2 separate regions of the Mus musculus genome follow, and region 1 is linked to region 2. A link is a loop called in an ENCODE intact Hi-C map of the cell type or tissue named here. Cell type or tissue: left cerebral cortex. All regions are shown on one strand. Each heading gives the region's core, and the rest is flanking DNA. Links, peaks and the distances in the headings are about the cores only.

What was found. Peaks named below come from ENCODE experiments on the same cell type or tissue, not always from the same donor. Only the 100,000 strongest peaks of a DNase experiment are listed, where the experiment ranks them.
Region 1: a loop joins it to region 2, with 2.1 times the contacts of the local background. A loop is called at or near these places in 3 of 42 quality-filtered maps.

The regions. Positions count from the first base shown.
Region 1 is chr3:144,361,118-144,376,117 of GRCm38, forward strand. No RefSeq gene overlaps it. Among named protein-coding and RNA genes, the nearest start is that of Gm34434, 14 kb to the right of the region's middle. In left cerebral cortex, for the core only: a CTCF peak has its summit at 6,498 (motif pointing left); DNase peaks (open chromatin) are centred at 6,175 and 6,501; H3K4me3 peaks cover 740 bases; H3K27ac peaks cover 277 bases.
Region 2 is chr3:144,312,909-144,327,908 of GRCm38, forward strand. No RefSeq gene overlaps it. Among named protein-coding and RNA genes, the nearest start is that of Gm34434, 62 kb to the right of the region's middle. In left cerebral cortex, for the core only: a CTCF peak has its summit at 5,363; DNase peaks (open chromatin) are centred at 5,484, 6,107 and 6,454; H3K4me3 peaks cover 782 bases; H3K27ac peaks cover 831 bases.

The sequences.
Region 1 (15,000 bases), core at 5,404-7,903, 49 kb after region 2:
ACCCAGGATTGGTTCCTAGCACTCACAACCATCTATAACTCTAGTTCCAGCATATCTAGTGGCTCCTCTCATCTCTTGAGTACCTGCATATATTGAGTACACATAGAGACAAGCAAACACACACACACACACACCTCACACAAACCTCACACATACACACACAAAATAAATCAAAACATTTGAAGGGCTCATGGTACAAGAGCAGGGGTGTCACAGGATGGCAAGGCCTTACTCTCTAGGAGTTCCTAGTTCATGGAGAGTTGGCATGTGCCCAAAGTATGATGCTGCAATGACCGAGGATAACACGTTCCATGTGTGAGCCACTGATCAGACAAGGCCTTTGCAAAGCCAACAGAGAGAGAAAGCTTGCTTTCAGCTGGGCTCCTTGGGAAAGGGCTTCATGAAAAGGGGAAATGTGACCAGCTGGACACAAATTAATTAATTAATGTCATTTAAACTTAAAAGTTTGTCTCGGCCTGATGGTACATGACTTTAATCCCAGCACTAAATAGCTGAAGGCAGACAGGTCTCTGATTCTGAGGCTAGCTGGGTCTACCCAGGGCTACATAGTGAGACTGTTTTAAAAAAAAAGAATGAGGGGAGCTAACACCTCCTCAGTACGTCAGTCTGCTTTTTGAGGAAGCTGAATGCTTTCTCCTTTCATTTCAGCTTGCTTTGGTTGAAGGCATGGTGCAGGGAGAGAGGGGCAGCACCTGGTGTAGGGACTGACCAGAGAACCAGTTAGAGCCCTGGTTTAACCTTCTGTCTCTGAAGTCTGGCCTTAAGTCTTCCTTGACTATGCCATGAGCAGCAGGACAGCAAAAGCTCAACTGAGCATCCAGGTTTGTGGGTAAGAATCATGGCTTGGCATGAGGGGGTAACTGGATTTCAGGGTCCCAGCTGTGTCTCTGACCTTCTGCAGTCACCATGGAGAATTGAGAAATCCTATTTCATCAGATGCATCCTTCAAACTTGGCCCACCTTGAGCAGTTTCCAGAACAAAATTAGTTTGTCTTCCTGGGACCCTGACTTTCCAGATGGGTTCTTCCAAGAGAGAAGCCAGAGACGTGAGATTCTGACCAAGGATTTCTCTCTCGAACATTTGCAAAAATCAATCTTTCAGCAAACTCCTATATTTTTATTGTCAAAGTGTTGGGTGTTTGTGTTTGGTATTGCTGTCTTTGTATGAAAATCTTGCATACAGTAGCCCCTCCCATGAATACAAATGCTTGATGAATGAACAACCAATTGTTCTAAATATATCTAAATAAATAAATCTACTAAATAGAGCAAGCAGAAATCATCTCAAAATACCGGGGCCATTCTACATTCATTTACCTACTAGTTTCTGCACCGCATCATCAGAGCGTTCTCATGTCCCTGGCCAGACAGAAAAGAGATGGATGAATTCACTCTTCTCCAGTCCCCACCACTAGCTGGTGGGCTCAAGACCCAAAGGGTTACCCAATATATGCAAGAACTACTTCCAAAATTCACCCTGAGCCGCCACCTCTGTATGCTGCTCTGTTCTGTCGGGGTACAGGAATCCCCGGCAGAGGGCACTCTGGAGAGCTGAGGCTGAGGCCGCTCTTGCTTGGCTTCTGAACTTGGTGTCGCAGAGGAGAACAGCAGAGTTCGTTCCTCCGTGCACCAAGGCAAGTTTTGGATGCTTTTCCTCTGAAACCAGTCTTCAGCTGTTTCACCTTCTGCCCCAGCTCTGGTCCAGAAATTCCAGCCCTGAAGTTCAGCACACGAATCCCCTGGGGCCTCAGCATAGAACCCCCAGCATGCTGGAATGGCAAAAGAATAATTACTTAGTTGAAGAGATCAGCTTCCCATTAAGAATTTTGCCAACTGAAGGGCATATGACTGATTCCTTCGTACACTTGTATGTACTGACTTATTAATCCATTATTTAAGTGTTCCATAATTTAAAAACTTCCTCGCTTTGTACGTAGTAAGAGTTTCCAGTTAAAGACAGTCATTGTCATCCTAACACCCACCATGTTCCTAATTAGCTCTGTAATTAAATTGCCAAAGAGAACTGAAAAAAAAAAAACCTCTTCATTGTATAAAGTAAAATGTCCTTAATTATGATGTCGTATCTTTGATGAGGAGAAATAGAAACACACACATACATGCACATGAAATTAAATAGAAATGTACCCGTCTATAAATGTCATGCTTTCCACACCACAGCTTCAAATTCAAGCTATACACCCATGTTGTGGCTCTTTTTTTCTTTTTCTTTTGAGAGTGTGGGAGGGAGAGAAAAAGGACAAAGAAGAAACTTTATTAGTTCAAGTTTGCTTTATGAAAAATAATGATATTGATCAATTTTTTTAGAGTTTGATTCAACAGGAATTATTCAAGCCACTGCCAGATGAGAGCAGTATAATGGTTGAAAGGAAATGCGGTGCTGTCCCTAGTTACCTTCCACTCCCATATCTGCTTCCATAAAAAGCAGGTCAGAAGGTCCACAAAGTAAAACAGAGAATTAGTGGGATCCCTGGCCCCTGTGCCTTAGTGGTCCTGAGGACTGGACTCTGCAAAGCTGTTGTAACTTTCCTTGTTCCTGATGTATATTACACAAGAGAGAGAGCAGAACAGCTGGGGAGATGGTGGCTCAGCAGGTAAGAGAACTGGCTGCTCTTCCAGAGGACCTGGGTTCAGTTCCCAGCACCCACATGGCATCTCCCAACCATGGGTAACCCCAGATCCAGGGATCAGTATCCTCTGCAGGCCTCTCTGGGCATGCAGATGGTGCATAGATGTAATGTGAGCAAAACACTCATACACATAAAATAAATAAATCTTAAAAGAGAAGAAGAGGGAAATGGGGGAAGAGAAAGAAGGAGAGACAGAAAGGGAGGGAGGGAGGGAGGGAGGGCAAGCTGTGAACAGGAAGAAAAGAGGTTCTTTTTTTTCTCTGTATTTACATTTTATAAAATTTACCCTTTTCCCCCTGAGGGTGCAGAATCACGAGTGTGCTAATTAAGTTCACAACTGCACACACAAATCCAGGAAATACCAAAAGGAAAAAAAAAAAAAGCAACAACTTCCTTCCGCAAAGCTCCTGGCTGGGATTGCCCATGGCATAGAACGAAGGCACACACTCTCCTGATGTTCAAGCCTTCCAAAAACCAAAGGAGTCAAGCAAATTTAGGCTTAATTATTAGGATCTTAACTCCTTTTTTCCCCTAAGTCTCTCTGCCTTCCTCAACCCAATGGCCCTTCCACACGTCTGTGTGTGTCTGCATCCCATGTGTTTGCTTTAATGTCTTGGGGCTGGATTTTATGTTGTATACTTTCATTAGGGAGAAAGGAATTTAGCACAAACATTCCAGAGGAAATTCTAGTAGGGTGATGAAATTTAGTGTGGAAATCTGTATCTCAAAGAGGACATGAGTTTGGGGAAGTTCTTAGTGAGCAGCCATTTTCCATAGGCAAGGGCTGCTACTGTAAGCCTAATAAAAGCCACATTTGTAAATGTCTTCTGTGTGCACATGCACGTGTGCATGCATGAGTGTGTGTGTGCATGTGTGCGTGCATGTGTGTGTGTGCATGTGTGTGTGTTCAGACAGGTACAAGGATGGTACAGAGACACCAGAGGACAACTTCAGGTGTTACTATTCAGGCACCGGTTAGCTTTTTTGAGACAGAGTCTCTCATTGCTTGCAGCCTACCAGGTATCCACCTACCTCTGCTTCCCTGGCACTAAGGTTACACCTGTATATCACAAAGCCCGACTTTCTTTATGTGGGTTCTAGGGGGTTGAACTTAGGTCCTGGTACTTGCTCGGCAAGCATTTTACCACTAAGTCATGTCCCCGGTGCTGTAGGTTTGAATGTATCCCAGGAACTGAATCTTGAATCCTAGTAGGCATGTGCTGCTTGAAAGTTTGCATAGAACAGACCACAGAGTGCCAGTAGTCTGCCTTATTATTCCTTCTTTTCCCTCCCGGGCATGACTGCGCACTGTTCTGATCAAAATTAAAACGCCCAAAGAGGATACAGATGCCCAAAGCATTCATAACCCATAGCTGAAAACCCACAGCCAGTTTCTTCGGCCAGCGCTGTCTTTCTCTGAGTTCTTGAAACGGAAGGAGAGTTGTGACTTCTACTCCATCAACCCTGGGCCCCAAAACAGTGGCAGAAAATGCTGGGCTGTCCGGCCAAGCTCGGAGAAAGCAAAGTCAAAGCCAGCAAACCTGACCATTCGGACTTGGAAACTTCACATCCATCAGGCGATACAGTCTGCTCTCCCGTCTCTAGAAAGTTTTCTTCTCCTCACAGAAGAAAGGCGTCACCTCTCCCAGAGCTCAGGATCCTGGGTTTGGCTGAAATCTGTTCTCCTGCACCGCACATCTCTCTACACAAGGCCCACCACACACAAGCTGCCACACGGCCTATGTTTCAAGAGACACTGGGTAGGAATCCGTTTTTATTTTAGCAAGGACTCAGATCCGTTTGTCATTAATCCCCTCCCTTCTCGTCTCATCCTTCATCAGTCAAATGACATTTCAGGTACCACTGGACGCGGTTTAAAGGACAGAGCCTTCCTACCCTCCCTGTGTTTCAGAGGAGAACTGACTCAGGGGCCTAAGGGACTTTCTGTTCAATGAGGGGTTTGTGTTCAGACTTCCACGTGTGAGCAATTGACCAAGGGAACCTGTTAAAGAACTAGTCCAGTGGCCTCTAAGTGGAGCCTGGGGCAGTGATTCTCAGCTGCAGTACTCTGACAGAACCCTGGGCCCCACTCCACCCAACTCGGTCACTTTGGGACCCAAAAGCCCATAGTTTTATAAGTTTGTCAGGCAAGCCTGGCGGGGTGTCTCTAGACTACACCTGAGCCCATGAGTGTGTATCCACAACACCAAGATCATTTGCAGCGCAGGCTTGGGGAGAGCCTGGCTTCAGGATATTGGAATGTGAGGAGGTCAGGGCCAAAGGGCTGGACAAAGATGCTGGAGCCAGACGGGTCAAAGGTTACATGCCCATTCTTTTCCTTCTGAATCCAAGGAATGACTGAGACCCCCTTGTTTCCCTGCATCCAAATGCATCTGTCAGTAAGATAAAGAACGGCTTGTTCACTTCTTGCTGCATATTTCTCCCTGGGTCCCTTAAAAGCAGGCCTGTGCCCACCCCCCACCAGTCAGCATTGTGTGTGTGTGTGTTCTCTCTCTCTCTCTCTCTCTCTCTCTCTCTCTCTCTCTCCCTCCCTCCCTCCCTCCCTCCCTCCCTCCCTCCCTCCCTCCTCCTTCCCTTCCTTCTTCCCACCTACCAAGGTCTCACTCAGTAGTAGCATTCTCTGGCCTCAACTCACAGAGATCCCTCTGCCTCTGCTTTCCAAAGGCCAGGATTAAAATAGCTAGTTTTTTTCTGTTGCTCAATTGTCACAATCCAGTCTACCCAGTATAGTTTTCTTGTGTTTCCAGGCAATATCATAACTAGTCTGGACTTGAAGGATCAAGCCAAGCCACCTGGCCTAGAACCTGAAGCAGTTCTTACTTCTGTCACTAGAAATTATAATCCTTAATTTCACTTCATGACTTAAGGCGTCACCCATGGGCTCACTCTTTCTGCCCCTATTCAACTCCTAAGCAAGAGTAGAATTCACATAACCCTGCTTTAATTTTTAACATGTAAATAATTAATTCTCCATTTTAAGAACTCGTTAAAATGCTTCATTTCTTAATCAGCCCATTTGACTGGAAACAAAGGTGTCTGCTATTCAAGTTTTCGTTTGAGTCCTGTTAGTGTGTTAAAAGTTCCCCACATGATCTGGCTCTCACTCACTACCTCTGCAGCTGCCAATTAGGTTCCGAAGCCTCTATTTCAAAAAAAAAAAAAAAAAAAAAAAAAAAAAAAAGTTTCTCATTTTCTTTAAAAAAGAAAAAAAAATGTAATTAATGTCTGCTCATCACAGGGTTTCTTGTGTTCAGGCCCAGGGTGTTAAACATTTTTAGGTTGACTTGGGTCAGCTTTGAAATTTCTCAGACAGTGAAACTCGAGAAGGGCCTGCATGTTCTAGTGCTCCTCACTGCAGCCTGTTAAATATGGAGTGGATATTTAACATGGAGTTTTTGTGCTTCTCCGCTGACTTCAAGTGCACCAAATAGTTTACCAGACTATTAATTAAACGAGAGCGCTGCACGGATGCACATGCTTTTCAAAACCATTTGCATTGGCCCAATATTGCCCTTTAATTTTTCAGTCGCATTAAAGTAACACGACGAACCGCAAAGGGTAGCCGGCTGCGTGCCGGCAGAGATGCTAACGCTGATGAACCCGGAATGCTGAATTCTTTTCAAAAGAAGGGGAAAGAGCAGGAGAAGAAAAGAATTTGCCGGAAAGGAACTGACTCCATCCTGTTCATGTTCTGTATTGGTGCCACTTCTGGATGGAGGTTTTAATTTAACAGGATTTCACTGTTTGGGGAGGAGGGTCAGCCCCCATCTGTTTGGGACCAGAGTGAGCTCCACCTGGTGGTGCGATTGATTTCTGAATGAACTGGGCTTTCTTTCAGTACAATAGAGCAATTGTTTGGTTGCTTTTAAGCACTCGCATTCTTGGAATCTGATGGGTAAATAAATAAATAAATAAATCGCACCGCAGCGTGAGCTCTCCGGGCTGCTAATTGCGTCTGACCCATTAAGCTCTGTAGCCCCGGCTCCAACTCTGACACGGCTGACTTGGAGTTTGAAACGTAAATGGAAGGGCTGCCTTTGCAGGTCATCACACCGCACAGCATCCTTTGCTGGAGCACTTTCCAAGACCTGGAAGGGAGGGGAAACAGATATAGGCAATTATTCCAGGGCTGCACAGCTGTCGGCATTTGGGGCTGCCAGACACTGTCACTGTCCCATCTCTATCCAACTCCACCCAGGGAGGGAAGATAGGGTCAGACTGTCCCAGAGAACAGTGTGAGAGGTGTCACGCAACCATATGTTCATTGCTCCCCTGGGAGAGACCCAGAGGAGAGCTTTCCCCTCCCGCACCCACCTTTAAAAGCAGGTCTCTAGCTCCATCCTCGCTACCCATAAAGTCTCTTTACAAAGAGAGCCTATCGAGATTCTCTTTCTTTACAAAGGAAAGTTCCTCCACACCTAGGAAGCTTATCCAAAAGCAATAATCTGCACTGCTCGTCTGCCAGGGGCTTGTGCAAGGGTATGACTATTCCCCTTTAGCTCTGCATCCTCTTGGCATGGTCTCTCCCTGAGGGTTTCTGCTCTGGGTATATTTAACAGTGACTTTGAAAACAACCGGGGATGGTTTTTGTAAGGGATAGAAACAGGCCTGAGAGGAAGGAAGGGCAGCCACTGGAGAACACTACTGTGGGAGGAGGGACTTGCACGTCAAAGAGGCTTGGTGGGGAGGGTTGGGGAGAAGCTCAGAAGTAGATTGTAGCTGGGAGAGGAACTGAGGTCCAAGCCTCAGCTCTTAGGTAGCTCAGAGAGGCAGGGGTGGAAACTCTCAGAGAGGAAGGCTGCATGCGGGGACCCCCTGTGTCAGAACTGTCCCACAGCCTACAGCTGCACCCAAGGCAGAAGTCAAATCCCAGAACCGTCACTGCTTCCTAGATCTGTGAGCTTGCCTAAGCTATATAACTCCTCTGCCTCAGTTTACAAAACCCTCGGATACAGCAGGCATAGTAAGTAACACAAAAATATCCTTGTTGGGGGCAGGGGGGGGGAATTCCTCACTGAAGCGTGGCGTGACAAATCCCAAGGTTTGTGATCATTAGACTCAAGGCCAAGATTTATTTCATTTGCTGGAAGCATTTGAGCCTCCATAATCACCTGAGCTGCACAGGGCTTCCCAGAAAAGACAAAGTTAAGCATGAGTCCACAGCATCATAGTGAGGGTCTGGCTATGGCTAGGATGCCCTCTAGACTTTATACAGCTGCCTGCTACTCCAGTATAAGACTCTAACTATAAGACAGCCAAGGCCTTGATGCTTTGTATGCCTCAGGGCCCCACTGGTTTTCTACAGGTCCAGCCTTGCCAAGCTGTCTTTTGCACACATTTGAGGTCCCTACAACACCCTGTGACAAGGAGACAACACTTTGCTGTACACCAAGGTCAGGCTACAACGGGCTCTGCCATCTCTGTACTTCTGATCTTACTGTTTGTACATGCAATGGACAATCCTATGTGTCAGCTTGACTGAGGGATGGCAACGGAAAGCCACTCGTTCTTCCAGGCCCTGTGAAGGTATTTCTGAAAAAGATCTGTATTTGATTGATAGACTAAGACCACCCTTGCCAAGCCGGTATGCACAATCCAATCCGTGGAGTAGATCAGACAGGAGACAGAGGAAGAGTGAGTTCATTCTTTCTGCTTGAACTGGCATATCTACCTTCTGCTGCCCAGAGGCATCGACCCCTGGACCACAAACCTTCTTCACACTCTGACTGGAACCAATACCTCCAGCTCCCTTGGTTCTGAGGTCTTCGTGTATAGAACGAAAATATCTCCCAGGCTTCTGGTTCTCTGCCTTACAGACACTAGCTTCTGAATGTCCATAATCACATGAGCCAATATCTCTTTTATACATCCACATTTGTATCTACGGATTTAGTGTCTCTGGAGAACAATGACTAGTACAGCTGGATTTGGCTCTGCTTTATTTTCTTATGGAAGATGATGCCTTTGTGAGGAAATCATTTTAATCCCATGCATATTTTTTAAACGTGACTTCGATGGTGTAGCAGAACCATTCCATCCAGGTTCTCAGCTCAGAGATAGAGAAACCCACTGAGTTAGAGTCTGGGTCTACACTGCACCTGGATGCCTATATTTGCCAGTAAATAGAAGCACATGGAGTTATTAATTAGCATTTATGAGTTAATTAGCATTCATAAGTTATGTCAACACAAGATGATGAACTAAGCTAGATTGTTTGGGAAGGGGAGATGAAGGAGAAAAATTCTCCCTCTGCTTGGATTCATATAAATGTTGCTTCCCTGGAATGGACCCCCCACCCAGGAGTCAGAAGAAATGAACACAAAGATCCAGGGAAAGGCAGTAGATTTCCTGAATCTGAGGGTGGCCTTTCCAGGATTTCTGGTTCCTATTACTAATCTGCTTCATATTGGATGGATTTGAGACTCTGTTTAAAGAAAACATACAGTAGCAATATAGCCATCCAAGGTGGCCATGTGTGATTTCCCCTTCATGAAATCCTGAAGTCAAAAGGAATTCGGAAATCATTGCGTTATCTTCCCCCACTCCAACCCCCCCCCCCCCGTGCTCCCACTACAGAAATGCTCATCCTAAAGTGACAATGGGACAGACCTGGCCCGTTAGCCCTGCATTTCCACCTCTTCTCTATGACTCAAAAAGTTGATGAGACCAGCATTTCAGACGCAGAGCCCAGAAGTCCATCTGCGTCCACCATGATTTCTCTTAGGTAGTCATTGTGTCTACAAAGAAAGGGTGTGCAATGTCTTCGGGGAGCCAGAGGCCATTCACATCCTCTTTCAGTCAGTCTTTCAACCCAGTTCAAGAACCTCCATCAGCTGACATCTCTGCTTTGACCTCTTTTGAGCAGGACAATCCCACGAACCTCTATGGGAACCACTGGGCTTTAATGGATTGTACTGCACTTAAAGAATCCATCTTATTAGAGATTAAAGGGGGCTTTGGGGAGAGGGAAGGCGAAGGAGCAGCGGCTGGATGGATGAGAGGGAGGCTTGGTTAGAAAGCTGGGGATCCCAAGAGGATGAACAGTTCCCAGTTGGTCCATTTATGTGGAAATCTGACCGTTTTCACCCAGATCCATATAACATCTGAACTAAATTTCACAGTGGTTTTAACAGATTAAAGCAAACACCTTTTAAAGCTTTTCCCACATTCAGTCCGCCCCAGGTGTTCCACTCACCAAGGCTACTTACAGAGGATGGTTCCAAATGTTTGCTTCAAGTACTCCTCCCCTTTCTGGCTGTCTCGCATGGTCATTGCTCTTAAAAAAAAAGTTTCTCTCACTTCTAAAGCACAGCCTCCACCTCTCAATTATGATGCACAGTTCAAAGTCATATCTCAAGAGCAGAGCATCTCTCAAGTCCCTTCATACAGTGTGCAGGTTGGCATCTTGGACTATGTTAAAGCAATATCCACGGGGCCCAATGGGACCTAAGGGGAAACCAAAAGCTAAGCCATGATCCAACTGCCATCAGAAAGATTCAGTGAGAACACATTTCTGTAACAAGCATGTTTCCCATCCTAGTAGACCCATTATAGACTATGATAACTCACAATTGTGCATCGTCTATGGTTGTTAATGCGGAAAACTGTTAGGAAGGCAAGAGTGGCTTCTATCTCACATCAGTTCATCCACACCAAATGTCGAATTGTCCTTAAAATTTAGTTTAAACCTGATCAGCAGTCATCCATTCTTCTTATCTGCAAGGCATGGTGACCTTAGGATTCAATGCTTTCTTTAATCTTTATATTTTGTGCATGTGTGCTCTGAAGACATGGCGGTCTTATGTGGGTTATCTGCCTTCGGAATTACCCACAAGCTTAACTAATACAGTGAACTGCTCCCCACCAATGAGGCCTTCCCATGCATCGGCAATGTGCAGGGCCTTCTGGGTTAGTGTATCAAAGTGCTGGTGTTCTGGAGCTCTGGGTATACAAGACATTGTCAATTTCCTCTACCAAGCCTTTAGGTATTACTATCATAAATAATTTGGGAGAAATGATTAATTTTCAACCATATATAAAATGCCAAGTAGGCATTATCAGCCATCTATCGGAACCTACGGACAGGGGGTAGTAGTAACCTCAAGCATGGCTATTCAGCCACCAGCACTGCTTGGTACCCGCCGCATCTGAAGGTTTACGTTGGTATGAATGCATCATCTGCCTGGATACAGCAAGCTTCCCGTGTGGCTTTGGTAAGCAGCATCTGTTGTAAGAGGATGCTCAACGTTCATACAACTACAAAAGAGGAGATTCAACTGCAAGCAGGAAAGTAGAGAACACAAGACAACCTCATTCCTGCCAATGGCTCTGTGCCATCCATAGCACAACACATGTGACCCTTCTCCATCCCCCCCCCCCGCCCCCAGGTTTGACATATGCTACAGCAACATCCGCCTGTGGGATTCGTCATCCAAACCTTTGCTCTCCTTGGAATGCCCTTCACCCAGCTCTTCTGTCTACCGCCTACAGGTAAGCTCAGCCACTGCCTTTCCCAACCACAGCCATCTTTTATGAGCTCTCTAGCACCACGTGCACTGGTGTGTTTAATAGTAGTCCGGGTAGATTTTTGTTAGGTTGGGTTTTTTTTTTCCACCCTCAAATTATGAATCTCCTAAAAGCAAGGGAAAGCATTCTATTTCTCTTAAACATTTTCTGATTTCCCATACTTCAGACAAAAACCCACCACATAGTAGCTCCTTAAGAAATGTGCAGCCCCTTACCTGGGCAGCAAGATAGAGCTGGTTGTGGAGGTTGCAGGTGAGCCAACCCCACGGGCATGAAAGCAGAGAGCTGGTGGGTGAACCAGCTCAGATACCTCTCAGGCCCAGATCCAGGGCTTTGAGTTGGCCCACCCCAACATCAAGGAACAGCTGGAGTGTACAAAGGAGCTATAGATCCAAAACTACAGGATCTCCATGACACAAACAACAGGATATCCAAGAGAAGTCCCAGTGAGGTTCCAGCATTGATAGAGTAGCAGAAGCCAGAGGCCTCCGACCAGGCCAACAAGTCATTGCAATGGATACACTGTGGGCAAAGCGGTACACTGTGGGACACACAGTGACACACTACAGCTTCTTCCACAAGGAGGTTTTTTTTTTTTCCTCTGCTGGAGCGGAGGTAGCAAGGGTGGAGGGTAGGTATGAGGGGATGGGTAGATGAGTGGGATTGGGCTGCATGATGTGAAACTCACAAGGAACCTGTCAAAAGCTGAAGAAGGAAGAGGAGGAGGAGGAGGAGGAAATGTGCGATGGGTAATAACACTCAAACAACATACAGAGTCTGTGGGGAGATGCTAAATGCCACCCAACAGCCTAACCTGCTAGAACAGAAGTGGAAATGCTAATTCGGTGCCAAATAGCCAGATAGCCTGGAAAACAAAAAGGATGTGAGCCACTGAGAGTAGCAATCTCGGTTTGCCTGACTCAAACCCTGCAGATTTAACCCCTAACTGCAACTGGGGAAGAGGTCTGTCTTCAGGCAAGAGCAGCAGGAGACTTTCAGACTTAGTGAGACCTATCACCCAACATATCTCAGGATCAGATATCTCAGAGTCTGGCTTGGCAATGCCAGCACCCTCACCTAGGTAGAGTGTTCAAATTCCTCTGGAACCCTGTCCATCTTAGGAGGAATTTATATCTCTACTGCTAACTTTTCTGCCTCCTAATTATAAAGGATCCAACTTGCTTTATATTTAATCAGTCAGGCCTTAAGGTTTTCATACTAATTGCTAAATTAATTGCCTCCTTTTCCAAAGCACTTATGCCCCTACCTCCTAGTAATAGGCACTCAGTACTATCGTTCTGACTGTTTCTCAGCACACCATTCCAGCTCCATTGTTGATCCGCTTCGGTTTCGAGAGCCTCCAGAGGTGGGGCCCGCATTACTCATGGCCAGCACGAACCCTGGCTCCAGAATCTGACTGCACATCACCTTGCTCGGACTACTCCTGTACCAGCTCCTTATGGTGGCTTCCCTGAGAAGCAGCAGAGTGTGAATCAGATATTTGTGTACAAGAGCGTTATTAGTGTGTTCTCTCAGGGACCGCTATTTGTAGAAAGGAAAACAAGAAGGAAACCGGGCGGGAGGGGCTGCCATAGAGGTTGAGCTCTAGTGGAATCAGAGTAAACACCCCAGCGAACCTCACCAAGACCTCTGGAGCTGGTTTGAATTTAGAAGTTGCCCCAGACTGGGGTCAGGGAACCAATATTTGTATCCCAGCAACACCAGTGTGTGAGACAGACTTTTCCAGCAATGGAGGTGTGGTACTGAGCAAAGAGGCCTCCTTCAGCAGAGGACAGCAGTGACGACAGATGATGCTGCCCGTCAGCAGCACCGACAACGGCTGGAGGAACAAGCCCTTCAGTCCCAAAGTGGGATTAGAAAGGTACAAAGCAGGATACTGCCGAAGCCAGCACTGGCTTTTGGTTGCTTGCTGAACAACCTTGGGTGAATCAGACATGTTCTCAGGGCCTGAGCTTCCTTATCTGTAAAATGGAAATGGAGAGGAAAAAAAAAAAAAAAAGGCCTACCTCATAGGGTTGTCATGGAGATTAAATGGAATAATAATGCAATGCACCTTAATACAGAGCATTGTACATAATAAGCACTGTAGCCTCTTTTAGCTATAAGAAGCTTAGGGCTTATATGGGAAGCTAAGACTAAATTATAGAGTACAATGAAAGAGTTGCTAAATTGTGGGCATTAGGAGCTTAGATGCAGTGAAAACCAAGGAAGCAAAGAACGGTTTCAATGAGGAAGTGATCAATCACACGGGGAGTTGGGAAAGGTGTAGTCCAAGAGGGGATGATCAATATCACGAGGAGTTTGGAAAGGTGGAGCAGCAATAACAGTCTTCAACGTGAGAGATAAGTCAGAGCAAAGGCCCCAGGAGCAAACACGGCGTTTCAGGACCGCGAGCCGTCAGCCTGATGCGCACAGGGCTTCTGATTCCGAACCGGAAGCTTGGAGATCGGTCCAGAAGCCGCTCACTGCCGACTTCAGCTGAGTTAAGCCCTGAGGAAGTTTGAGGGGCTTCCAGAGAAATGGAAGACTGATGGAAAAGGGGGAAGAGGAGGATGGTGAGGGGTGAGAGAAGAAGGAGAAGGAAAGGACAGAGTGGAGGGAGGTGAGCTAGGGGAGGTGAGCGAGCAGAGGGAGAAGGCTGAGAACCAACCGGAGAATAAACGCAGATCCGAAAGGCAGGCATTGAGTGCGGTTTGCGCCTATAATCCCAACACCAGGCAGGCAGGAGCAAAGGGATCTACTGACGATTCTAAACCAGCTTGCTCTAAATAGCAAAGTTCAGGCTAAACAGGATAACACAGTGAGACCTTTTCTCAAAACAATGAAATAAAACAACAAACAAAAGTTGGGCCAAGGACCACCTCCAGCAAACTGTCCTCTCACCTCCACATGTGAGCTATGACACACACACACACACACACACACACACACACGTTTTGAAATGTAAACTATTTTAAAGCCAGTCCAGAAGGCACAGAAACATAGAGAAAGCAGAACATTATAAGAAGAGGTGATATTTGAGGCTCTCCCTCAAAGAGTTAAGTGTTCAGGTGAGACTGGAAGGGGGAGGCGCTGTGATCAGGAGGTAAAGTGAATAAATAAATTAATTAATGAAAAAGGAAATAAAAAGGACTTAAGAGTGTTCAGCTGGATTACCTCTTGGGGGAGCAACACTCAAGTACTTACTAAGAAGCCAGTGTGCTTTCTTTATTATAAATAGTCCCAAATTAATGTCCCTTCCCAAAATGCCTACTTCTCCAACAGGTGTGATATTCTACCATCTGCCCAACAAAAGAATCTAAATGTCACTAACTTCACCGAAAAAAAAAAAGGGGGGAGAAGCAGTGTAATTGCCTGCTTGGGACCCTTGTTAATTACGGTGATACCTAGTATTTTGTACTTATGTAATGCATGGGGCGCAAACTGAGTTAGACATCTTACAGTCCCTGTCCCACAACAGCTCTAGTAGACAGAAGGCACGGCACACTCTTTTTCCAACAGGAACACTCACGTAACAAATATTTACTGGCTCTTACATGCTGGGCATTGTAATGATGCTAAGTTTGGCTACGTGAAGTTTGATTCACCCTTTTGGGAAGCTTACTCTCTCAGCTTGACTGAAAACCCCTTCCCCATCCCTCAGGAGCAGGAACCATGACCTTTCCTCCCCAAAGTCCTAGGGCATCTGCAAGAAAAGGAGCTATCTTGTAAACATATGTAGACTTTGAAAAAGAAGTCAACCCTGCAAATCAGCTCTCCGTCC
Region 2 (15,000 bases), core at 4,210-6,709:
ACTGGGAAAAGTCTCAGTGAGGATCCAATGTGGATGGTGTCATGGAAGTAAGAAATAGTGAACCAGACTAATGCTTTATTAAAATAAACATTTGCAATATGCTGAGGGACACACTGTGACACACTACAGCTTCCACGATGAGATTTTTCTATGCTTTGGTCTCGGTGGTGGTGGTAGTGGTAGTGGTGGTATTTTTTTGTCTTCAAGTTTTTTATCTTATTATATTTTCCTTCCCATCACGTGAGCTAATCTCAGTGGTACCACGTTCATCTGAGGCACGTGTCTGAGGAATATGTCCTAGCTCTGCCTGCACGGATTCCTAGCTGTGTGCTCACAGGCCACGTTGTAACTTTCCACTTCTCATCTACCAACAGGGACAAATGCTCATGCCTTGAAAGGTTCTCACAAAGATAGGTCACAAACGTTTTCAGTCTCAGAGCCCAGCACATACTGGGAAACCAAATAAAAGGCAGCCATGCTGCGTAAAATCATGCATGTGTCCTTTCTATGTAATTATCATTGCAAGCGATAGCAAATGCAATATGCCCTATTAATGATATTGTAAGTTTTTAGCTATAATTAATGGTGTATTTTGATAAATATACAGTACTGATTATTGTTAAATTACAACCAGATCTGTGAGGCACGGACTTATAGCATTTATTTATCTTCAGAGTGTCAATATTCTCACTTGCCCTAAGTAATTTTGGAGTACCCACATAATGACACCAAACAGACTTAGGAGGAGAAGGGTGCCATCTAGAGCCCTGTGTGTATTCCCAGGTCCCCTCTAACAGTAACTCAGCTTTCTGCAGATTATGCAGATACCAAATACCGGTGTTCCCTAATTATGCGCAGGTATCTACTGCCTGAGAGGCTGGGGAGGTAGCTCGGCCTTAAGTGCTTGTATAGAAATTCAAAGATCCAAACGGGATCTCCAGAACCCAGTGAGGAAAGCCAGGTATGGTAGCACTCACTTGCAATCCAGCCCTGAAGAGGCAGAGACAGATTCCTGAAGTCTGCTGGCAAGCGAGGCTAGCTTACTTGGTGCGTTTCAAACTGGTGAGAGACTGTGACTTCATAAACCAGGGTGGATAACTCCTGGAGAACAAGCCCCAAAGGTTAACCTCTGACCTTTGCATGAACACCTGCACACATGCAAACATGCATACACACGTGCATCCACACATACAAGGGGAAAAGAAGAATTTATTCCAACTAAATCAAGAATAGCCTCTTACAGGCAGCGGGGTTGCCATCTTCCTGCTCGTGCTCATGGGCCTACGGTATCATTCTCTGTTTCTTACTGCAGCTTTCACAATTTTTAAAGAAATGACCCCCACTGAGGCACATGTGTGTGTAAGTTCGTGTTTGCATATGTGTGGGGAAGTACACTGGTACTGAGCTGTGCCCAACCTCCCCTCCAGCCTCCCACTTCAGTAGAGATTATATTTGAAAATCGGCCTTGACTAAACTCTTCTAATAGCTTGTAACATCAATTTAATGACAGATAAAATAAAGGAAAATTACATTCTCTTTCATTTAAATGCTAAGCCCTTTTAATTGTTTTATTTTAAAAAACTCATTTCCTCTTGTAATTATCAATATATTTCCATCACCCCAGGAAATAAAAAGGTTTCTTTCAAGGGGCAATTTTAACACCTGTAAATCCCCCAGATGTTTGAATGAGTCCGTAAGAGCTGGAGAGGAACGCATTTGTTTTATGTCTGGCGGATTCTCAGTTTGCTTTTTATTTTTTTAAATCCTTTCATTGTATTTTTGATTAGTCCTGGATAAATAATGTTTGGATTAAAAATCCCTACTGTATGACTGTGCTTAGCATTCTTGTTGCTAGTCTCCTAGACTCAACATTTAATGAAAATATAACAGTTCCCACAAACAAATCAACAAAATTGGAGGGGACCAGAAGGCCATTTGACTTCCGACCTGTGCTTTGTTAAGAAGTGAACTGAGCTAGAGAATAGTGCCCTGATTTGCCCACCTGGAGGGCGACCTTTTATGGTTCACCCACCACACTCCCATCACTCTGTGCATACATAATACACACACACACACACACACACACACACACACACACACACAATAGGAGGGACGTTTGACAATGCAACAGAACCTAAAACATTGGATATGCCCAAAAATATGTCAGAAGAAATGTGATAATAATCACATATTTATTCATTAGGTATGTATGTGTGTATGTGTTGGTCTATGTGTTCATGTGTGGGGATGCATGGCAATTCTGTGTGTGTGTGTGTGTGTGTGTGTGTGTGTGTGTGTGTGTGTGTGTGATAGAATGCATTGCTGGTCCTGATACTCACTGATTGCTTAGATGGTCTGACTCTAAGCCCCAGGACCCTCTTGCCTTTGCCTTCCCAGGTTGGGGTTTGTAAGAATGCCCTGCCATAATGAACGCTTTTATGTGGATGCTGGAAATCCAAACTCAGGGGCTCATGAATGCAGGCTTGGTAAGCACTCAACCCACAGAGCCATCTCCCTAGCCCTGCTCATCAGATGCTTATTGACTGCTTACAGTGTGTACCAGGAGCTGACATTTCTACACACTACATCTTTCCCCTAAGCACCCATGCCTAGTCTAATGTGCAGCCTTCTGCAATGGAAATAAAGCTAACTAAAGAAAGTATTTGCAGGGGTTGGCGAGATTGCTCAGTGGATAAGGTGCTTGTGGTGCAAGCATAGAAACCCACGCTCAGATCTCCAGCATCCATGTAAAAGCTGGGCACAGCAGTAGGAGTCTATAACACCAGCATGGAGAGAGGAGAGGGAAACAGACAGGCAGCCCAGGGACTCAGTAGATGGTGGATTGAGCTGAAAAGTTTGTACCTTCATGTTTGTCTAACACTGTTCTTTATAAAGACAATAAAGGGTTTCCTCAGCCAGAGGACAGCCACCTCCTGCAGAAGTCCCACTTACTGACTCTGATCCACTCTCAAGACAATTGTCCAGCAAAGGGCCACATGCACGGACATTTCCATATGGCTGTCCTCAGAGCTATCGACCTGTTTCAAAGCCCACTGTCCTTCCAAACAATCCTGAACAAAGAAAATGACCCAACTGTTTCCTAGCCATTGGATCTACACGACTCTGAGGCTGGTAATTTTGATCACGATGTATTTTATATCTGAATAATTTGTGCGGATGTTACTACAGGGCAGAAGAAATTTTCATCAAGTGTTACCATAGCTCAGGCAGAGTTATTGGTGCTGTATCAGTTCCACCGACTAGAAAGCAAGCTAGGAACCACATATTGGCTGACCCTGTTTCCTAGCTGAGCATGTTGATATGGAGCCAATGATAAGGCCTGTCAAGTTGGCTTGCTCCCGAATACAGGGTCAAATATCTTCGATTTTTAATTTTTGTCTTCTCAATGGTGTACAGGACTGGAATAAAATTGAATTTGGGTTGTTAGAAACGTTCCATTCTCTAGTCTAACAAAATACCCTAGAATATTTAAAAGTTCAAAAATAAGCATCATTAATTCTATTTTGTGAATCTCACACGTCGAGAACTCAGGCGGGGCTCATCTGTGTGGCTCACTGAGTGTGACACCCACTGGGCTTCCACAGCGGTGCTTGGTAGTCTGGACATTTTGCTTCAAGACATATTCACTCTCATATCCAGAACCATGTTAAGATTGGCAAGTGGGCTGGTCTCTGTTGGTTCTACTGACCAGAGCCCCAGCACCTCACCTCTCCTGCAGGTATCTCAGGGGAGTCGGATAGCATAAGTAACTAATCCCACCCAGAAGAAGGAACACTGGAGAGCCCGTGGGAAGCTCTCTGGCCTCCTCTGGCCAATCTTAGAAGTCACGTGGGTAACTTTAATCACGTAGGTAACTTTGATCACGTGGGTAAGCTTAGATCACGTGGTAACTGTGCTGCATCTTCCTAACTACGAGTAAACCGTAAAGGTAACCAAGATTAGACTGACCGAAAGCGTATGTTTGGAGTGATTAGCTCTTCTCTCTAACGTGACTGTCCGTCTGCCTTAACAGAAATATCACAATTTTACATTGTCACCGTGTCGGCTATTGTCACCTTTCACCATTACATACTCTCAGGGCGTGGGTTACATTTTAGGAATGCTACTGAAAGATATAGTCATTGCTAAATATAATGGTTATTTTCCCATGGTATAGATCCTTAAACATCCAAGAAAAGCTTTTCTTTGCCCTGATTTGAAATGCATGCTCTGCCAGTCCAATCCTAGAACAGCTGATTCCTGCCATCCCAGCCAAGGGGGTAGATAGATGACTTCCTCAGGGTCAGAATAATAGCAACCTGGAGCATCCATCCATAAATGGTGCTAGAACGACATGTGTACCTTCAAAATCATTCCTAGGTATGGAACTGTTTTGAGGGGGGAAAAAACTGAATACATCAAAAGAACTCTTAGGTAGTGTGGAAGAAATGACTCAGCAAGCTGCCAGAGGGCTGGGATCCATGCTAACAGAACAGAGAGGGTCACTCAAGTGCCTTGTTAGAGGTGCCACCCAGCCAAATCATAACTTACGCTTTCGGGTTGAATTATGCATAACTGGAGCCAAAGCCAAGTCGCTTGTAAGAACAGAAAACATGCTTTGAGCTGCCCCCAGGGCCTTGCCTCAGCCCCTAATGTGAAGATAGGAAACAGGTCATTAAAGAACTCATTTTAGCATCTGTCCATGGGTTCTAACTCAGGTATTCTAAGCATCCATTCCCAAAGTGACCTTGGGTCAAGGTTGGGTTATGGTCATGATGCTAGGCTAGAGAGCTATGGCTCAAGGCAGCTTAGCCTTCTATATAGGTCTTGTTTCCCAAGTTTACTCTGTACTCGGAAAGGCTGTGCACCAACCTCAACCGCTTTTTTTCACTTATTAAGAGAGGAATGTAATAATAATTCTTACCTTCGAAATAGTCCATATGAGTTCAATCGCTTAATTACAACCCATGACCATCCATGAATACGGGAGATTAAAAGTATTGTTATCTGGGGTGTGTGTGTGTGTGTGTGTGTGTGTGTCCCTTCTTAAACACTTACACACCCACCTTAATAGCAAAATTTCAGGTTGCCATAGGGTTAATTAGTGTCATCCTTCCCATTACAAAGCTCTCTCTGTCTACCCAGAATTTGGCTAATGGTTCCCAAATCAAATAAAACACAAAAGATAATCTAGCCTCTCAGAACAAACGCCACTTACTCGCCTTCTCCCCAGGCCATTCTTTCGTTCTTGGCAACAGAGCCATTGTCAAATAAATATTAGTTCTAATAAAGATAGTGCCAAGACCTGGTTGTGACAACTCTACCGGCCACCTACTGGCATGATCCAGAATGAACTTTTAAGAAGAGAGTGGGACACTGAAGGTGAAACGGTGTTAAGATCAGACTTCACTGAGCCACATGATTTCCTTTGGGATTTGGGGACACTATCTAACTTACAAATGCCTCCATGGATCTCGAGGTCAAATGACCCATTTCAGAGGGCATCAGCTAGACACAAGGGCTTCACCAACTCCTAATGCCTGCATTTCCTGATTATTCAGCCCTGTGCTGGTACAAACAGGCCGTGAAGCAGGGCAGGGTGTTTGTGAACCGGCCTCCTGGATGCTTCTTTATTCCGCTACATCGATATTCATTTTTGCAGGGTTCCTTTTTCAGTGCATCAGGCTAGAAGTGGCAACTTGGACACACCGTGGTGTTTGGCTGAGGGAGGGGGATTTATGAGCCTGCTCTAAAGATACAGCCCCTGTTGCACCAAGTGAAAATCTTGTTGGAGCCCAAAACAGCAAGGAGACAGCAGGGGGCTAAGGGGGGGGGGGGGGATAAGTCAAACCACCTCTCACAGCAGAGCTGAAAACCAAGTACCTGGATATTATGTGCCTGCCTCTGCTGTTCTCGTCGCCAATTTCCCACTTGGCCACATGTGCACGTTTAATTAATGTTCTGCTCATCACCTCCTGCAAGTCATTAATAAGGATGCACTGTCGATCCAGGCCCATCTCAGAGCCTGCCAGCAGCACTCCACTGCTGGCCACCGTCTCCCAGCCAGTGCACAGCCGCCCACCGGCTGCTCACGTGGCTTTTCCAGCCAGGTTTCCATCCGGGAAGCGGAGCTCAGAATCCGCTCGGTTGAATTCATCTTTCAAGTGAGATTTCTGGATGCATCCATTTCACTGCCTTCACCCACTAATGTGGTAGAGGGTGGGTTTTTTTTTTTAATTCTATTAAAAAATGCAATTAAATTTGTCTCATGGAATTTGCTCTTTAAAAATCCAGACAGCTGCTTGCTCATGGTGGCATTATGCTCCTGATTCCTGCACATTTTTTTTCCTTCATCTCCATTCCATTACTTTGCTGAGGATTAAAGACAGGCTTAGCAGATGGCAAATGCCAGGATCTCTTCCCACCCCCACCTCCCATTCGGAAGGCTGGGATCATATCGGCCAGAATACACAGCCCAGGTTTCTCCGTTCGGCTTTGGAAAGAGAGAAGCAATTGTTTAATTCAAAGCCATCAGCTAATGCAGAAAATAAGATGGAGCAGGGAGAGGAGAGACCGAGGGCTATTCCCCATAGCTGGCCTTTAAGGCCATGGTCAGGTGTCTCTCCCTGAGCCTCAGTTTATCTCTCCAGAGTCCCTCCTTCCTCCTCCATTTCTCAGCCATAAAGCACTCATTAGGCTGTGAAGCAAATGAGGTAATGTCTGTGGTGAGAGGGTTTGTGCGTTTCCAAAGAAAGACACCATATAAAAAGCATTCTGATTGCTAACAGTCAGGGACACTCAGCGTCGGGCCTGGCTGGCTTTATAAACTATTTAACTGCCTGCTTCTTGCAAAAACTATTTTTATCAGTTAATTACACATTTTTCTTATTAAATAACAATGTGAAAGCATTTCTTGCTCATTTTCCTGTCATGACTAATTTAATCTGCCTCCCTTTATTAAAAGTCCGGTTCTCTTGTCGTGTCTTAGCCACTCTGGTAGGCTAGTGACACCCCCACAACTATTCGGCCCCTTTGAGTCACATCAACTCCTTTCCTCTTTTCTCTTCTCTGCAGCCCAATCTCCTTTTTTTTTCTGCACCACGGCTGCATCTGGTTTCTAAGGAACGGCCAAACAGTGGAGGCTCTGCCTCGTCGTTCTCTTCCTTTTGGGTGTTCCCTTGAATAAGCCAAAGCCCAGAGGAAATCTGTCTATCTATGAATGACATCCTGCATGAGAGGGAAACCAAGGCAGCATGGAAACTGGGCTAGTACTGAGTGTCTCTCTCTCTCTCTCTCTCTCACACACACACACACACACACACACACACACAAACTCGTGACCTGGATTTAGGAAAAGAAGAAAGGTAAGGATGGGAAAGCCACATTAGTGGCAGTCCCTGCACTGGGGGAATCCTTTCTAATACCATTGTTATGAATCATAATTAATTGTGATTAGTAGCAACAGTAGGGACACATGCTTAATCTTCCAATGGGAAAAGCAGACATAACATACCTACAGACACTCTGTGGGCCTAAGTCCACAAAGACAGGAAACAGCTCAGAAAAGAGATTTCACAATTTTTTGAGGCAAAATAATGAACCCAACCAATTTCAGAAATGGTAGCATGGTAAGTTATTTTGTGTGCTTTTTCATTTGTCTTTGTGATGGGCAGGAAGCCTTCTGACCCGTGACTCTGGAGGGTTAACTCTGGACAGCTTTCTCCCCTACAGTGGCACTGAGCTGCCTGATATTACTTTAGTGAGCACAGCACAGCAGCATCATGGTTGTCCCCTCCATGGCCTACAGAAACACTTCACTTTGTTCCTGGAGGCCCCTCAGGCTTGCTAGCTTCAGTGTGGAGAGCAGCCCTGGAAGGGAGCCCAGGAGGCAAGAACCCATGGTACAGCCAGTGGGAAACTGAAGCCCCAGTTTATGGCCTACAATGAGCCAAATCCTACCAATGATGGGGTGTGGGATAGGGGGTTGCTGTCTGCACCCTACCCTGGTCTCCACTGCAGATGAGACTGCAGCCACATACAGGTGCTTGGATGGTCTTCTACACTGTTAAATCTTGGGATTTTTATTGCTCAGGACTGGAACGCACCACTTCTGTCACAGGATTGTTAATCCAGAAGGAACCTAAAGTACTACCTAGGTAGGGGAAGGTGAGGCACTCTCACTTCAGTCACACATGAAGTTGTGTCATTCAAAACCCACCTTAATGTTGAGTGTGATCTTAGAAGTTTCCCACATAGCTACCCCCACTCCCCCATCCTCAATTAATTATTTGGAGGTTAAAAAGAAGCCCACCTGCTCCCCAGAACAGTGTGAGAGAAGGAGAGACAGGAGTAAGATAACCTAACCTCTACCTCATTGGCCAACATTCTGGGAAAGTCATTCGGGCTTGGCCAACTCTACTTTCCCCTTTGCTAAAGCCAAGATAATCTGCTGTGTGAACATGTGAACTAAAGCAGCCTAAAGGGTGTTGATGGGGTCTCTTGACATCTTCTCAAATATTTGAAAAAGCACAATCAATAACATAGCAAAAGATTGTGGTCAAAGAATATGAAAGCACAGGACAGATACAAGGAGTGGTGGCTCCCTTCACTAGAGCGGTCACCTGCACAAGGAACTGCCAAGGCTTCCTTCTATAAATCAATGAGGAGGAGGAGTTGGTTGCTAGATTGTAGAGTGTGGGTGGTTTTCTGTTTTGATTGACAGGCTTAGGTCATATAAGCCTTAGTTTATTCCACATGTCCTTTCCCTTGATCTGGCGTTAATCAAATGCCCGTCCAATCATGCCTAGGCCTAAGATTGCAATTAGAGAATTTCCACCTGCAAAAAAAAAAAAAAAAAAAAAAAAAAAAAAAAAAAAAAACAATAATTAATTTTGAGGACACAGTTTGCCTTACTGGACATGTACCCAAACCAGTCTAGACTGGATCAACCCACTGCCCATAGTTACTGGCTATGTTCCAGAATATGTTTGACCAAGAAGTGGGAGTTGCCAAGGGGTTGCTAGAGAGGAGTGACCTATTGCATTGTTTGGAGTAGGGTGGAGCCTACGTGCAGCCAGTTAGCTAAGTGCTTTGTTGAAAAAGAAGATGAACGTGAACAGCTCAACTCAAGCAGAGTCCAGGTGGATAAGGTGTCCCTACACTTTCTTGCTTCAAAAGGATTCCTCTTCCCTCCAAACCGCCATCTTCTGACTCCTTGAATTTCCCCTTATGGCCACAAGATGCTTGTAACAGCTCCATGTCTCATGGAGTCCCACATTAATGCCACAGGGGATGAAAGGGAAATATTTTTTTTGAAAGGGGAATATTCTTGTTTCTTGGTCTAGACATGAGGAAATGTTTCATCAAAATTCCCCTAGCAGAATTCTCCAGGCATCTTATTGGCCAGACCTGGTTGACAAGCCTACTCCTCAAGCAATGACCATGACTGACTTAATCCACCCACATTTTACCCCTGAGGCTGGAAGAGGCCTGGTATCCTGTGCAGGGAGCAGCTGGGCCACCCAGAGAGAAGCTGACAAAATCTGAGGTTCTGTGCACACAAAATAAAGAGTTGTTTACCCTCTGCTTGCTGGCATAAACTTGGGAGAGGGAAACCTAAAAATGAGGTGGACTAAAATCTCATGTGACAGCCAACTTTATTCAGAGCATCAGACAATTTATTCTCTGGAGGTTAAGAGGAGCCACCCCTGTAAAGTGTATAATCACAAGGACAAAGCAAAACCATGCATATGAATACCAACATCTGAGGTAAACTCACTTCTATCCACTACACCTGAGAGAAGCATTACACACGTCCCAAGAACAATCTGTGTTTTGAAGAAACTGAGGCCATAAGACTCTTGTCTTATTTTGTTGGATTTTCCTCACATGACTCTGCTCTTGGATTGTGCTCCAATAGTGAGTAAGCTGTAAGTCCTTACAAGCTGTACTGTGCTGTCGAATAGCACGCAGGATGGCTTGATCCAATGAAAATGGGCATCTTGTTCCTGCTCCACACACAGTGTAATTCAAACATTAAGCTTAGATCTACCAATCACTAGACTGCAATAGTTCATCCAGGGTCCAGGAGACAGACACCACCCTCCCTAAAGACAGAGTCACTGAGAAGAGAGCTAGTGTCTTAGCATGTTTGAGGCTCTCTTGCCCTTTTCTCCTCCTTCGGGCCCCTGAGTCACAAATGTTGCTTCTCATTGCTGATTTCAAGGGTTTTTGATGCCCTTGAGGGAGTCTAGGCTAGAGAGGACATAGCATTGAAGTGAAAATACCTCATAGGATAGAAAGACACCTCATTGAGTTGTCATCGTCTTTTGAGATCTCCTTTTCAATGGCTCATGAGAAAGCAGGTATTCCTGACCCATGTCCGTTCATCTCCCTCCTAGAGCTCTGCTTCTGCTGGTCTCAATGTCCTGAATAAAGGGGCTCACAGTGTGGTCAGGGTGAAGGTAGAGAGGACCCTGACATCTCAGCACTTCAACACAAAGTGCTCACCAGGATTGCCTGATCAGTTCAGGCCTATTGGGAAGATTTTTTTTTCCATCTGGTCATCAGAGACCCAAGGTGAGGTATTTCTATTTTCAACCACAGTTTCTAAGGTTACTGTGGACATTGAAAACCCATTAAACTGTAGCAGAAGATGAGACAGAACTGTCATATGACCACCCCAAACTGCAAGGGAGGCTGGGAAATGTAATTTAATTTTGCGTCAAGGAAGAAAGAACAGATTTTAGTGGACACAGCTAAATTATGAATCTCACCCACAATCACCCACATAACTTCCTATTTTTTTACTTAGCAAAGGCTGACGTCACACTGTTTCTATATAGCAGTGCACTCTGGCTGCCAAGAAGACAAATCCTTATGGAGCTAGGCCTCACAGATATGTTGATGAAATTCACAGAGAAAGACCTGACCTACTGCTCATGTTCCCTGTGCTATCACTCCAACTACATGCTCCGTCAGGCCTTGAAATCCTTGACAGATATCCTGAGCTAGACAGTCATAGCAAAAAAAGAAAGCCAATCAATGCTTCATAAGTAAAAAGCATTCTTTCCCAAATAATAACCAAAATAATAAAGGGTTATGCTGAATATGAATAACTAGCAGTGGGGATTGGGAAGGAGCACCTTTCTAAGCAATTTCTGTTCTTATATCCACTGATGTGCAACAGGCTGAGCTCTTGGGATAAGCCAGACACTATGTCAAGTGCCAGAGAGACATTGGTGAACTTCAATGACAAGATTCCCTGGATCCATATAGACTAGGTTCCAAAAAGAATGTAAATATCTAAGAATATAAATTGAATGTAGCGTGCACTAAGTAATTTTACTAAGAAAATGGGCTGAAGCAGAGAGTAGCCACAGGGACGGGGAAGGGTAGCCTGGAAGATAAGACTTTGAGAATAGGATATTAGGCATGTAAAAAGTAGAGAGGAGGCTGGCAGTCCAAGTAGAGGGTACAGTAAACAAAAGTCATTGTGAGAACCGTTTGACATCACTAAATAACAGAAAAGTAGCTGATGCCATGGAGACAATGAGGCTAGCGGTGTTGGAAAATGAAATTGAAGAAGATGCTGGGGCCAGATCATGAAGTTTTATTGATTATGATAAAGAATTTGAGTTTGAATATAAATAATATGGGATCTGAGGATCAGAACTAAAGATGGGTGTGACTCTCTGCCGTATTCAGCTGCGAGAGTAAACAACAGAAATGCCACACTGGAAGTTCTAGAGGCTAGTCAATCAAGATCAATTGTTGTCAGGGTTGGTCCGACCGAGGACTCAGAGGGAAAATCAACCTCAGACCACTCTTGTGGTGGTATCTGGAAGCCTTCAGGAAGTGTCCAACTCAGCTAGCACATCATCTTCCTCTGAACACATTTACCCACCTCCCATTGCTGGGTAGTCCTTTTAGAAGACAAAACCCATATTGCAGAGGGTCTACTCTCTCACAATATGATGTCATCCTAGCCAATTACACCTGCAGTGGCCATTTTCAAACATGATCCCATTCCGAATAGTTCAACATGCACTTAGGACCAAACTGAACAAGGGCCTGACTCTTCCCACTGTGGGCACATGTGATGGGGAAGCTGGCTTGGAAAAAAGAGTGAGTGTGAGAATAAGACACTCCCAAAACTCTGACGATCTCATCCTGAGACCAGCAGGAGTTAGGACCACTCTCTCCCTGCTCTCAGCCTATGTGCTATGATGTATGACTCTACTTCCCCCACTTCTGAGCATAGTCACATGGTCTATGGTCAGATTACAGGGGCAACTTCCTCTCTCCTGAGGAGTTCCTCTTCATGTAAATGAACCATCCCTAGCAACTCAGCCCTATCTAATATTGTACGCCCACCCTGAAAATCCCTATCAACTCCCCAAGATCTATATAGTCCATGTTCACCCTGAATAAAGTTGAGCTGTCTCACTGAAGGTGATCCCAGAAGTCAATCTTGCGTTTGACGCCACCGCTGCTCCTTCATCCACAGCACATACAAAGTTCTAAGACACTGATCCCATATGCATGGGAAGAAGGGGTGGTTAGCATGAGGTAGACATGATTAGAGTGAGATGGGATAAGTTAAAGAGAGGTGGGCATGGTTAGAGTAAGGTGGCAGAGGGTAATGCCACTGTGACAAATATGAGAGATGATGCTTCATGCTTAAGCATCCACAGGCAGTTTATTTTCTATAAATCAGTTTGAATACTGATAGGCAATATCTAATTCATGGGGGGGGGGTGTGGGAAATCAGGAACGACATTTAGCAGTAAGAGAGACAGCTCAGTAGATAAAGGTACCTGCTGCCAAGCTCAATAGCCTGAGTTTGATCTCCAGAACTTATACAAGAGAAAGAGAGAGCCAGCTCCAGCCAGTTGTACGTACAGAGACAGACAGACAGACAGACAGACAGACAGACAGACAGACAGACACAGAGAGAAACAGAAAGAAACAGAAAAACAGGAACTGAGAGAGAGACAGACAACAGACAAAAACAGAGAAACAGAGACAGAGAATGTACTAAATATATTGAAAATTTACTTCTAATTTTCTAGCTAATAAATTAGAAAAACGATGTAGATACCCTACAAGGGATGAATATATATAATGTGGTACATTAAGCCAAGAGTGATATAGCACATACCTATAATCTCAGCAGTTGGTAGGTTGAGGTTAACCATTCAAGGTTAGCCTGGACTATATACAGAAACTCTATATCAAAGAATCAAAAACAAAACCAGAAGTGTTTGTATACAATGGCCTATTATTCAGTTATAAAGACAAATAGAGTCCTAGTGCTAACAGGAAATAGTGGAACTGAAGACCATCATGCTAAGCAAAATGAGCCAGACTCTGAAAGCGAAATCCCATGTTTTCTCTCATCTGTCCACAGAATCTAGATCTTTGAAAGATATAAAAGTATACTAGGAAGTATTTGAGAAGAGAAAGAGACCAGAAGAACCAGCATCAGCAGGTGGCAATGAAGGGTGAGAGTCACCAACGTGTACTTCACACACGTAAGAAAATGTCCAGGCATTATTTTGCACAATTAGTAAACGCTAAAAAATAATCTTTGTATAGAGTAAGAAGAAGGAAGAGGCAATTCATGAAACTTAAAGGGGAAGGCACTAATTCTTGCAGCGGCACACAGTGGTTTTACTTAAATATGATAAATTTGAGATATGCATGATCTCTCCACACAGATTTGACAAATTCACGGTGTCGTCGAACTCTGGATTTCAAAGGAAAGGTTGTGCTAGAGACAGACCAGTAGGCTCTTTGATACAGTACATACCTAGGGTAACTTGGAACACATGAGTGTAGGTGACTAGCGGCCTCTCCACAGTGGCCCCTTTGCCTCACATGTGGAAATTTTTACCCATCAATCCTGCCCAACCCTTGGTGCTTCCTCTCGGACTCTGCCACTCTGTGGGACCTTGGTTTCTAGAGAAGAAAGAGACGGGGTGTCTTAGATTGAGTTTTATTGTTGGGAAGAGACACCATGACCACGGGAACTCTTACGAAAGAAAACATTTAACCGGGACTGGCTTACAGTTTCAGAGGTTTAATCCATTATTGTCATGGTAGAAAGCATGGTAGCATGTAAGCAGACATGGTGCTGGAGAGATAGCTAAGAGTTCTACATCCTGATCTGAAGACAGCAGGAGACTGGGTATCACACTGGGTGTAGCTTGAGCATATATGACCTCAAAACCTCAAAGCCCGCCCCTACAGTGACACACTTCCTCCATCCATGCCACACCTCCTAATAGTGCCACTCCCTACTGGCAAGCTTTGAAACAGGTGAGTCTATACAGACCATTCCAATCAAACCATTAAACCAAGCTCCAAACTGTAACCCTGGTTTAGAAGTGTTCATCCTCTGTGACCAAGAGAACCCCCGCAGCCCAGCGTCCACGGACACCTCAGTCACATGAACCTGGTGAGCACACATAACACACACCTTATCCCTTCCGTAGAAGTGACCTAAACTTTGTGAGGTTTGCATGTCCCTAGAGATGATCTCATTTGCCTGCTTCAAAAGCGCTTTGGTCTGCACAGCCTGTAGCGGCAAATTTACACTTCAAAAAGCAGACAGCTTTTTCCACATCTTATTCACTTAATGGGTGAGAATGTAAAATTAGTTCCGTTGCTGATGAGGACCTTGAGCCAAATGAAAAGTGTTCATTTGTCAGCACAGGCTTACAGCCTGAGACATGATTATATAGCTAATCCAATAATGGGTTTTGATGCTGCTGAGCATTTATTTATATACAGTATGTCTTGTTATCTGTTGATAATCAGGACCTACAATTTACTCTTTCTTGTGCGTGGAGTGTGAAATAGCAACATCTTCCAGACATATTGCATTTAGGTACCAACATGCAAACACATACAGAAAGTGCCGTCATCAGCAAAATATTTTATTTGCTTTCTTTAAAAGAAGAAAAAAAATGAGAGGCAAGGCTCGGATCGGGCTCT